Regions from separate parts of the Homo sapiens genome. Here region 1 is linked to region 2. The links are chromatin loops, found by intact Hi-C in ENCODE. Cell type or tissue: PC-9. All regions are shown on one strand. Links, peaks and the distances in the headings refer to the core of each region. The heading gives the core; the rest is flanking DNA.

What was found. A loop is a pair of places that touch in the nucleus more often than their neighbours do. Peaks named below come from ENCODE experiments on the same cell type or tissue, not always from the same donor. Only the 100,000 strongest peaks of a DNase experiment are listed, where the experiment ranks them.
Region 1: a loop joins it to region 2, with 11 times the contacts of the local background. A loop is called at or near these places in 1 of 110 quality-filtered maps.

Annotation. Positions count from the first base shown.
Region 1 is chr1:115,299,391-115,304,771 of GRCh38, forward strand. All of the region lies in intron 1 of NGF (nerve growth factor), which reads right to left. The region is part of intron 1 of NGF-AS1 (NGF antisense RNA 1); the gene reads left to right. Among named protein-coding and RNA genes, the nearest start is that of NGF-AS1, 19 kb to the left of the region's middle. RefSeq lists an enhancer at 579-1,778. In PC-9, for the core only: no CTCF peak of the experiment used is centred there; a DNase peak (open chromatin) is centred at 971.
Region 2 is chr1:115,176,852-115,182,232 of GRCh38, forward strand. No RefSeq gene overlaps it. Among named protein-coding and RNA genes, the nearest start is that of LINC01765, 80 kb to the left of the region's middle. RefSeq lists enhancers at 2,131-2,632, 2,409-3,608. In PC-9, for the core only: no CTCF peak of the experiment used is centred there; DNase peaks (open chromatin) are centred at 2,810 and 3,300; H3K4me3 peaks cover 1,321 bases; H3K27ac peaks cover 3,649 bases.

The sequences.
Region 1 (5,381 bases), core at 278-5,277, 120 kb after region 2:
CTCAGCTTGAGAATCAAAGGGCACTTGCTATGAATGAGAGTGGCCTTCTATTGTGTGTGGCGAAACACAATCTGCATGTTCACCTGACTGGAGGAATTCATGAGCTGTATGACGGCCCACACCCCAGGGAGGTTTTCAAAGTGTGGGTAATTACAACAACATTAATGTGGTGGAAGATAAGACATCTAAACACACAGCAGCCTTCTGTTACAGAGTTGAGGGCAGAATATTTTTGCAAGAATGTAGGGCTAAATAATAGTCCTTGTAGTATAGCCCCTCAGCTTAGTAATACTAGTAATACATCTATAATCTACATTTGAGTGCCAAAAACAATCCAATAATTTTTCAAACTTTTCTGAGACCCTAAGAAAACATCTCCTTGGTTCCAACTGGCTAATCCTTAAACCACACACACAAAAATCTATTTCAGTGATGCTTTTGGCCTTTCGCTGATCCGTTGTTCCCATACTTAGGACTAATAGCAGACAGCGGTACTGGGAACAATGACTCTCAGGTTCTCATATAATCATAACAGCACCTATGGAGTCAAGGTTCGCATGTAATCATAACAGCACCTATGGAGTCTCCAGGCTACTGCAGACCTTGAATGACCACCTAGGATTGAACACGTGAAAGAAAACAAAACGGTGCCAGTGAATGTTAACACTCAGATCCAAGCCCTTTATTCTATTTGCTTTATAGGATTGAATGTCCTCGGCTCTTCTTGAGCTAGCCTTTTCCTCTCAGTGTGTGGTATGTTTTCTAAGCAATAGGTCAAGAAATGTTACAACACATAAGACTATAATGCGATTCAGATGTAACTTCAGAAATTAAGACAAGGTAAGGATTCATAGCCCTGAAAAAGACCAGGAAATATACTGGCTTAACTGACACAGGGGATTCTAGTGCTTTAAAAAAGGCAGGCAGTCCATCCTTCAATTAAGGAGGGATAAGGGATGAGTCATGGGACTTGAATGTAAGGATTCGAGTAAAATGCCACCCTTACTCATTAAAGTGTCCATTAGATGAGGCCATTTCTGTTTGAGCAGCTGGACTTCAGTTTCACTGCAAAAATTGCTGCACCTCTACCAACCTGCATCCAAGAAAACATGGATCACAAGCAGTCAGCACCAAACACATCCCAAGGGAAACCGAATCTGAGGACACATCAGATACCGTCCCACTCCACACCACTCTGGAGTGACAGCTGCCATCGCGTCTTGAGCTCCCTTGCTCTTCTGCAGTGACATTTCCTGGCTTGTCTGCTGACTTCACACCCAGAAAATCTGACTCAAGGCATGAAAGAGATAACTCAGCCCAGCTTTGCCCAGGCATGCAGCACATGCAAATCCTAGGTAACCTGAGGCGAAGAGCTGGAAATGAAGAATTTACTTCCATGAGTGTGTTTGTCAGGGGGCTTTGTGCTGTTTTAGCTACTTCCTGTGCATGGCTTTAACTATCTTAGTCCCACATGGGCTCCTATTATGCAGTAACACATATGACTTATGGGGAATGCTGGAATGCCATCAGGGTGGTTAACTCTAATGAAGGGCTATTTGACAGGGATTTTCGAGCTTATGTTAAGGAGTTTCATCTAGCTCTTTCATTATCTCAGGAGGAAAGGTCAGGAGAGATGAAAACCTGCTGTCCTTTCTAAAGTCACTTGGTTCTCATATAATTATATTTCAGAATATTCCCAGTCTTTTAGTGTTTCTTCTTTTAAGGTTGATTTGATAATGACAACATGAACAAAATAAAAAGTCTGCATTGGGGAAATTTACTCTGGAGCTAACGAGAGACCCACAGAGAGCATCTGTCTCTAGAGACCCAGAACATTGTGAGTAATTAGAAATTCCAGAGATGAGGGCAGACATTTTTCCTTCTCAATCACCACACAATCACCGCACTTCTCAATCTTTAGCAAGAGACTTAACCTCTCTGCCCCTCAACATCTTCTTTCAAAAATCAAAACGTTATACCCTCCATATTGGATTATTGAGAGGGTTAAATTGAATGAGCATTTAGCACAGTGCCTGGCATCTAGTTGGTGCTACATAAATATCAGCTATTCTTATTAATATCATTAAAGACATTTGGCCAGAATCAGGCAGCTAGTTACTGGCAGATCTGGGTGCAGAAGAGAAAGTGATGCCTCCTGTTCATCCCATGCCCCCATCTGGCCCTCTCTGGCAGGAAGAAATCGCCGCTTTGTGTCCCAGTCGTGATTGGAATGGCTGGCCATGCACATGCTCAGTGGAACTGAGCAATTGTAGAACGCTCAGCCTGCAGCTGTGGGGCGATTATCTGCAATCATTTGCCAACAAAGATGCTGAGTAACAAACTGAAACGTTTGTTTTTGAAATATCCATTTTCTTCAGCCATGTCGCAGTCAGAGGGAGGAAGCTGCTCCAGCTATGGCTGTGTTCATCAGGGTGCTGCAATGTTTAGCTATCACGAAAACTTGCCAGGCACTGTAAAGTTAATAGCATCTTTGCTTAAGTAATTGCTGCCTTGCAGAAAAAGTGAATCACAAGGAGAATACAACATGGATGGTATCCTCATGATCAAATTTATACTTGGTTATCCAGGGATTTGGGACAAGTTTAGGCATCTGCTGGATTAACTTCTTGAGGTCTTAGGAGTATTTCTATCCGTGGGGCTGTCCCAGTGTAGGCACTTAATGAATGTTTATTGAAAGGAATTGAAGACTCTTCCCACAGCTGCGCCAGTTTATTCAACCCAAGTAAATCATTATTTCATGTTATACTGGGAAATAACAAGTGGTCCCAATTCACCTTCTTGGATAACTGGGTGAGCCTCCCTTTCACTTTGGCTATGTAGTGTTTTATTTAAGAAGGAGAGTGCCACACTGGTGGGCTGACAGGTGCGCCACAGAGGAACTAAGAATCTAAGACCCTCGTTCCACCTTCTTTATGAGCACTAAAAGTGTACATAGGTGTTGTGCAAAACAGACATCCTCCTTACTTCCAGCTTGTTCATTTTTCTTGTCCAGAATTTCCTTGGAGAAGGCTATGCTCCAGCCCAGCCGCTGGTTATGTTGTGCAATCCACTGGGATGGCAATCACCTCATTGTTTAGTTACAACCCATGAAAAGATGAAAAAAAGAAAGAAAAAAACACAGCACACATACAGAATGAGGGTGGAGACTGCACGGTGATAATGGAAACCATTTGTTAGCATTTCACTTCTTTCTTTGTGAATCAGCCGAGTTTCTGGCAGCAGGCCTCTGTCTGTAAAGGAAGCTGCACCTCAAAGGCCCTCCAGGGACTCTTTCTGCCTTGTCTGGTCTAGAGAGTGTCGCCTTTTGTCCCCGGGAAGGTGGGCGCTAGACTGACTGCCACAGCTCCCTCTGTGCCGCAGCCACCAGGCCTGGCTCCAGCTCTCACCTTTTGTCCCAGGGCCACGTACCTATCCTGTGTGGTTGTGCATTGGCAGTTACTTTTAAGCTCTGCCTAAACCACAGTTTGGTCTCGTGTGTGTGAGGATGCTTTTCCCCTTTGTCATCTCCCTGTATTGTGTCCCCTCATCTGTGTCCACCACTTTCAGCCCTGCTTTCTTTTTAGCTATTTCAACTTTTCCTTCTTTCCACAGACCTGATTCCTGTATTCTCAAAATAAGGCTTCAAACTTTGGAGGAATAAAAAACAAAAATAAATTAAAATTTAAGAAATAAAAAACCCCAACAAACAAACACCAAAAATTTCACAACCAGTAGAACACTGTGTATCTGCCTGAGCATGTATGTTTTGCCTGCACTGTCCCAAACAGAAGAATCACTTCAAAAGGCACATGTGATGTTTATGGGCAGAGACCAGTACCAATGCTCTCTGTGCACCTGTGTTCATTAAGTCCCAGGACCTAAGTGCTCTCCCTCTCTGCTCACTTCTGAAATCTATCACAGCGTTTAGATAGGTCAAGTATAGAATTTAGATCCATAGAGCATGGCAGCATTATCTTCAACAACCACCACCACCCCTACCGCCACCACTGCCTCCACTTCTTCCATTACCATCACTACCATCACCTCCTCCAACACCATCATCACCACTACTTTCTCCATCACCATCATCACCACTACTTTCTCCATCACCATCACCACTACTTTCTCCATCACCATCACCACTACCACCTCCTCCGTCATCATCATCATCACCATCCTCCCCAACACTTCCTCACCACCAACATCCTACCACCACCACCAGCATTACCACTTCCAACATATTGCCATGATTACCATCCCCACCATCAACACTGCCATTACTATTACTAACATCATCATCATGATCACCACCATCATCACCATCATCATCATCCCCATCACTTCCAAAGGGTTAAAGAACTTTGGAGTCATGGAAGTTTGACCAATGTTCTCCAAGACCTCCTCATAGGCCATCAGTAGAATCACCAGAGGCAGAAGATAGCTGAGCCTTGAGGTCATTTAGTCTCTTATGGAGTAGTTAAATGAATTGTGTAGGTCCATATAACCTCCAACTGAGTGGTGAATAGAGTGGGGTCTAGAAATCAATATTCCTGATTCCCCATATATTTCATTATACTATTTTCTAGCACTCATTCTGGGGCTGTTTTTTTCCTTTCTTTCTCCTGAGATTTTTCTTTTCTTTTGTCAGCTTTGTGTTTCCAATAATGTTGGTTATAAAATTTTTCAGTTTAGACCTTGATAAATCTTAGAATTATCTCAAAAGAGCAATACCTGTAATGGTCACAAGAACATTTATATATAGATAGGTGCACATACACACACAAGTATTTTTTTTTCGAGATGTAGTTTTTGCCCAGGCTGTAGTGCAGTGGCATGATCTCAGTTCACTGCAACCTCCACCTCCTGGGTTCAAGCAATTCTCCTGCCTCAGCCTCCTGAGTAGCTGGGATTACAGGAGCGCACCACCATGCTTGGCTAATTTTTTTTTTTTTTTTGTATTTTTAGTAGAGATGAGGTTTCACCATGTTGGCCAGGCTGGTCTCGAACTGCTGACCTCAGGTGATCCGCCCACCTCGGCCTCCCAAATTGATGGGATTACAGGTGTGAGCCACTGCGCCTGGCCATATTTTTAAAACCAGGTAAGGAATTATGTACCTTCGTCCTCCAAAATGAGGCAGGCTCTTCCATTTGCCTGATGCAATCTATTAAAGGTAGGTGCACAATTTTTGCAGACCATGTTGAGTTTTTCAATTTCTTCACATCTGAAGACAAGTGGACTTTGTGCTTAGGCCTCCAAAAGAAGGGAACACCCTTTCTGACCTCTCCTCTCAGCCTCCAGAAGGAGGCACCCCTCTGGCTAGTCCAATTCCATGGCAGCAACGACTCCCACTTGTAAGAGAGGAGTTCTGGGAGTTAAAGGC
Region 2 (5,381 bases), core at 86-5,085:
TCTGAGGCAATTAATTATTTTTAGAAATTTCTAAATTCCAACTAAAGAAAAAAATATGAACCACCATTATGGTTCCCAGGTAGAGTTAAATCCAACTGGTGTGTTAATATGTCTTTCCTACAAAAAGTCGTGGTGCCAGATCTTTGGATCAAGCTGCTGCATATTCTCTTCACTCTCCACCTTTATCTTACCCTATCTCCTTCCTGAGGCTCAGGTTTCCAGTTTTTCTGATACGTCAAACTTATTCTTCACATGTGGGTCATGCCTATCTGATTTTGGAAATCCTAATGAAGCAGAATCCCTTGTTCATAGTAGGTGCTCAGTGAAATTAGGTTAAATAGTTTAGCTTGTTTTCAAGGCAGCCTATGAGTTTTGTTAGCAAGCTTCTTTCTTCATGACAGGAAGGATGTGCTCATGACTATCTGTAAAGTTAGTGCGTGATTGCCCAGGTGGGGTGGTTTAGAGGTGCAAGTAAAGGCCCCCCACTTATATATAGAGCCCACCTTCACCTGCCAGCTAGAATAGATGGTGTATGAGCTTTAGAGTCCACATCCTGGCTTCCAAAACCAGCTCCACTGTGCACTGTGTGGCCTTGGGCAGGCTCATACCCTGAGAACCTTGGTTACCCCATCTATAAAATAAAGATAGTAATATATATCTCAAGGGTGCTGATAAAGCTTAAATGGAACAAAGTAATGTATATGCCTGAACATAAGTGAGAATTTATCCAAACGATTCCGAGGAAGAAACCTTATATTTGAGACTGCACAAAGGCTGGAATATAATGGGGAACACTCTCAATTAGGTTATTTTGAACAATAAGGTAGTGTTTGGGTAAGGCCCAGCCTGAAACAATCTCAATGCCCATTTGAGGGGCTTTAGAGATTTTTAGATAGAATCTATGGGATAAAAAAAGGACAGTAATTATTACTGGAAATGAGGCTTCTCACTTGCAAGTGATGGATGTAATGGTAAATAAGCCCTTTGAAGATCATTCTTAGATCATAAATACCTACCTATGAGAAAACAAGGCCAGGTATGGTAGCTCATGCCTGTAATCCCAGAATTTTGGAAGGATTGTTTGAGGCTAGGAGTTAAAGACCAGTTACGGACCCTGCCTTTAAAAAAAAATTAGCTGAGCATGGTGGGGCATGCCTGTAGTCCCAGCTACTCAGGCAGGGGGATCACTTGCACTCAGGGGTTCAAGGCTGCAGTGAGCTATGATCGCTCAACTGCACTCCAGCCTGGGTGACAGAGTGAGACCCTGTCTCTAAGAAAGCAAACAAACAAAAAAAGGAAAAAAGTATGTATATAACAGTTCTGATGTTATAAATTGTGAATTGCTTTTCTCCTTCCTTCCTTCCTTCCTTCCTTTTCTCCTTCTGTGGCTTGGGATAAAATTTCCAGTGACAGGCTTATGTATGATCTTGAAAAACATACATGGAAGAAGTTGAAATGCTCTAGAAAACAAAGTCTGATAACTCAGAAGGTGGCTTCAGGGAGGTCAGGACACTGGTATTGGAAATGAATATGAGAAGTTTGAATACAACTGTTTCATGAACTGTGGGTGTGGAAAATAACATTTTAAAATATATCATTTTATATACTGTGTGATTTCAAATATTTTTCTAATTAAATGTTCTATTGTAAGTGGACATTTACCTATCTCATCTACTGCCCTATATGTCTATATATTAAAATTGGGGAAAGTTCTTTTGGGGTAGCACAGGTCCCTGGGGACTGTAAGGGACTGGGGGATATTTTTTCTTCCGTATCCACTTCACTGCACATGTCAGCTTCTTTCCTCCCTCACTGTGATTTGCCTTCTGAGCTTTCCTGGTCATGTCAAGGGAAAAATGGCTCCCACAACTCCACAGTTTTTATGTCTTACTTGTTGAAGGCTTTGGTCCACACCGAGACTGGAATTGCTGAGCCTCTATTCAGTGTTTTCCCAGGTGAGATTCAGGCTGTCCTGGGTCAGGTCAGGGGTTCAGCCCTGGACCACTGAGCTGTGGCCAGGGCCACTTTGTACAGACATGGCTTCCGGAAGCTTGTCCCTCCCACCCTACGTTCAGCTGGCAACAAAGTGTCCAGTGTCAGGGACAAGACATTTCTAGGGGTCCTGAAGACATTTACAGGGACTGAATTCAGTATGAGATGGGGGTTTTTGAGCAGTGAGCTACGTCTGAGGAAAGTTGATCTGGTAATAATGTAAGGAACAATTTCAGAGGTGAATAACAATTTACTAGGAATTATTTTATGGGATTGGGGGAGGAGAATTGGGAAGGCTTTGGGGCCTTCAAGAGTTTTCTAATAATAAATTGCAAAAGGTAGGGAGGGAACTGCCTTTTTTGCAGTTATCCCCTGTGAGTTGACAAAAACATGGTGGCAGTGAGGGGAAAAGAAGCCAGAGGAGAGAGGCTTCATGAGGAAGACCTGTGGTAGGGCTTGGGGTGGGGCGCACTGCTCAGCCTTGGTCCTGAGCCCCATCTCACCTGGGTGCTCCTGGTGAGGTGGAAGTGCGGTTGCTGATAGCTGACAGGCCTGGCTAGGAAGCAGAGCTCTTGGCCTGACACACCAGGGGCAGGCTGGGCTTCACCTCTGTGGGCAAGGCAGCAAGCAGTGAGCCAGGGCAGCGTGACAGGACAGTGTGGTGACAGACCATAGTGAAACGTGAGGGGAGCCCTGAGTCACTGCATTTGGTGGAGTCCACTGAGTGTGCGGTGTAGATAAAGACACCCACGAGCGCACTCCACAGCCCTCACCCAGGAGAGCAGGCCCACTGGGGCCAGGCGGTGACTCAGAATGCAGCCACGTAGATAACCGCTGACTCAGTTATAAATTCCTTAGCTCCCTCCGCAGGCCTGGGTTTGAGGGACAGGTGACTCACAGACTGACCCTCTCTTTGGTCTGGTTTTTCAGAGGGTTATCTTTAGATCTCCAGGTCATCCCAACCTCTAGGACACCCCTGGTCTGAAGGCCGAGCCAGCCATATTAATGTTCTCAGCACACACTTGGCTTACTCACTGGGATTTCTGTTCCAGCAGCCTCTCCGTTCTAGTTGTGTATCCACTACACACATTTTTGGTTGGTGTCTACAATGCCTCGGCTCCATGCTGGGCACTGAGGACACTGCAATGCACCAGAAATGATCCCTGCCCTGCAGGAGCTGCAATTGCCTCTTGGTGACTGTTTCTGACACACTTTATGTGGAAGTTGGTTCAATCAGGAAAGAGACACCTCTTTGGACCCCCATCTCTCACCCAGTCCACACTTCCTGGTGGTGACTGGTCGGCTCCCTAGTTTCCTGGTCTGGCCTGAGCAGCCGGATCTTCTCCTACGTACCTGCTTCATTTTTCCTGCTGCCTGAAGAGAGTAAGTCTGCTTCCTTCCACTACGTGGGTAGTAATGTGGGAGTGTTTTGATAGCTAAAGGGCCGCTTGCGTGTTTGTACTGAGTTTCACACACATGCAGAGGCACCCAGCCCTGCACCAAGACTCCTGGAGATTGTCCATGGACTCACCCTGGGACAACAGTCACCCCATTTAGTGAGCCTGTGTTTTATGTGCAATTTGATGATCATAGTAGCTCTGTGAGATAGAGTTTCATCAGATATTTAATATCAGATTGTATTAACATCATTATTACTTTACAGGTCAGGAAACTTAGGCTCAGAAAAGTTGCCTAAGATCCCACAGCTTTTAAGCTTTTAAGAGGCAGTTCTGTTTCACCCTAAAACCTGCTGCTCTTAATGACTTGTACATATTGTTCCAACCCTAGGGTGAGTTCTCTGCCCTCTTGGGAGCATCCTCATTTTGAGATCAGGGGTTCTTCATCTTTTGACTTTCCAAGACCCCAAACCTCATCGGAGCACAGCAGGTACAGGCTGGCAGCAGAAGGAAGGGACAAGATCTAGATAACAGTGTGTGGGTGCAGATTCAATAAAAGTAGAGAACTCAGTATTGTGGGGGCCGAGTGACCAGGGCTTGTGATGGACTGAAGGATGGATTGCGGCAAGGCTGTGATATAGATATGATTTCTCATCAGGCTCCAAGCCCTTTAATAATATCTCCTCATGGTCCTGGTTTAGTGGGCTACTCTTTTAGATGAGCCCCACCTCTGCTGCCTATTCCAAGAATGTGATGAGAGAAGGGTGCTAGAATTATGATCACATGCTTTTGAGCTGGAGGGGTCTCAGAGCTCATTTAATCCAATTTCCTCAGGTAATAGGCAAAGAAAATGAGAGATAGAGGAGCTTCTGTGACTTTCCTGAAATGGTGGCAAGACCGAGACTGGAACACAGGTCCCTGTTCTACCCAGTGCTCTTTCTCTGACATCACCTCTCAGTACTCTGAACAGGATTACAGGCAGCTTGAGAGTCTATAAATTTGGGATAAAATACAACAAAGCTTTCATCTTACAAGTCCACACAGATGGGCTACTCCTTCCCCATCCTCTGGCCCTCCTCTCCAAGTAACCTATCTCATTATTCCATTCTAGGCCCTTGGGACCCATCCTCCCCCGTCCTTTATTTGTGTAGTCTTATGAAGAATCCGCAGCGTAAGAATTACTTTCTAACAATGGCATCTAAGAGTGGAAAGTTTAACTGTAAGTTTGGCGGGCAGAGCAAGCATTGTATTCATCTGCAGATGGCCTTTCTCTCTCTTTTGGCATTGATAACTGTCAGTTAGTTCCCCTCCACCCCACAAGAACCTGTATTTGGCAGAATAGATATGTCAGCATTCTTGTAAAGTACATTTTTTCTTTGTGAGAGGCCTTGCAAAATGAGTCCTTAGCTTTCTTCCACTGGCTTCAAAGTGTCTCCTCCTGTGAACATGCTTGATTCCCTTTGGACTATGCTGTGATGAGGTGTGATGTTATGGAAAGATTTAGTTCCTAAAGTCAGATAGCTCCTAGGTTGAGTCCTGGCTCCACCGCTTTAATAGTAGTGAGACCTTGGAAAAGATACTTAGCTCCAAATCTTGACTTCCCTACCTGTAATATGGGAACATTGGGGATCACTCAAGAAAAGGTATATGAAGGGGCCTCCCACGTAAGATGGTCTGGATGCCTCCTGGAAAAGATAGCTTTATCTTTAGGAAGCTGAGGAGATTTGGCTGCCAGTTGTTGCCCGAGAAGGGTAAAGACTTTAACTTCAGGTAAACCTCACAGTCATCGCTTTGGTACACACGTATTTGTGTACCATAAATAATAAATAACAAAAAATAATTGTTTTAAATAAAAATTTTTTAAGATAAAAAATATTTTTAAAAATAATATATTTAGATAGATATTTTAAAACAATTATTTAAATATAATGTATTTAAATAATTTAATTTAAATTAAATAATTAAATTATATTTAAATTTATTATTTAAATA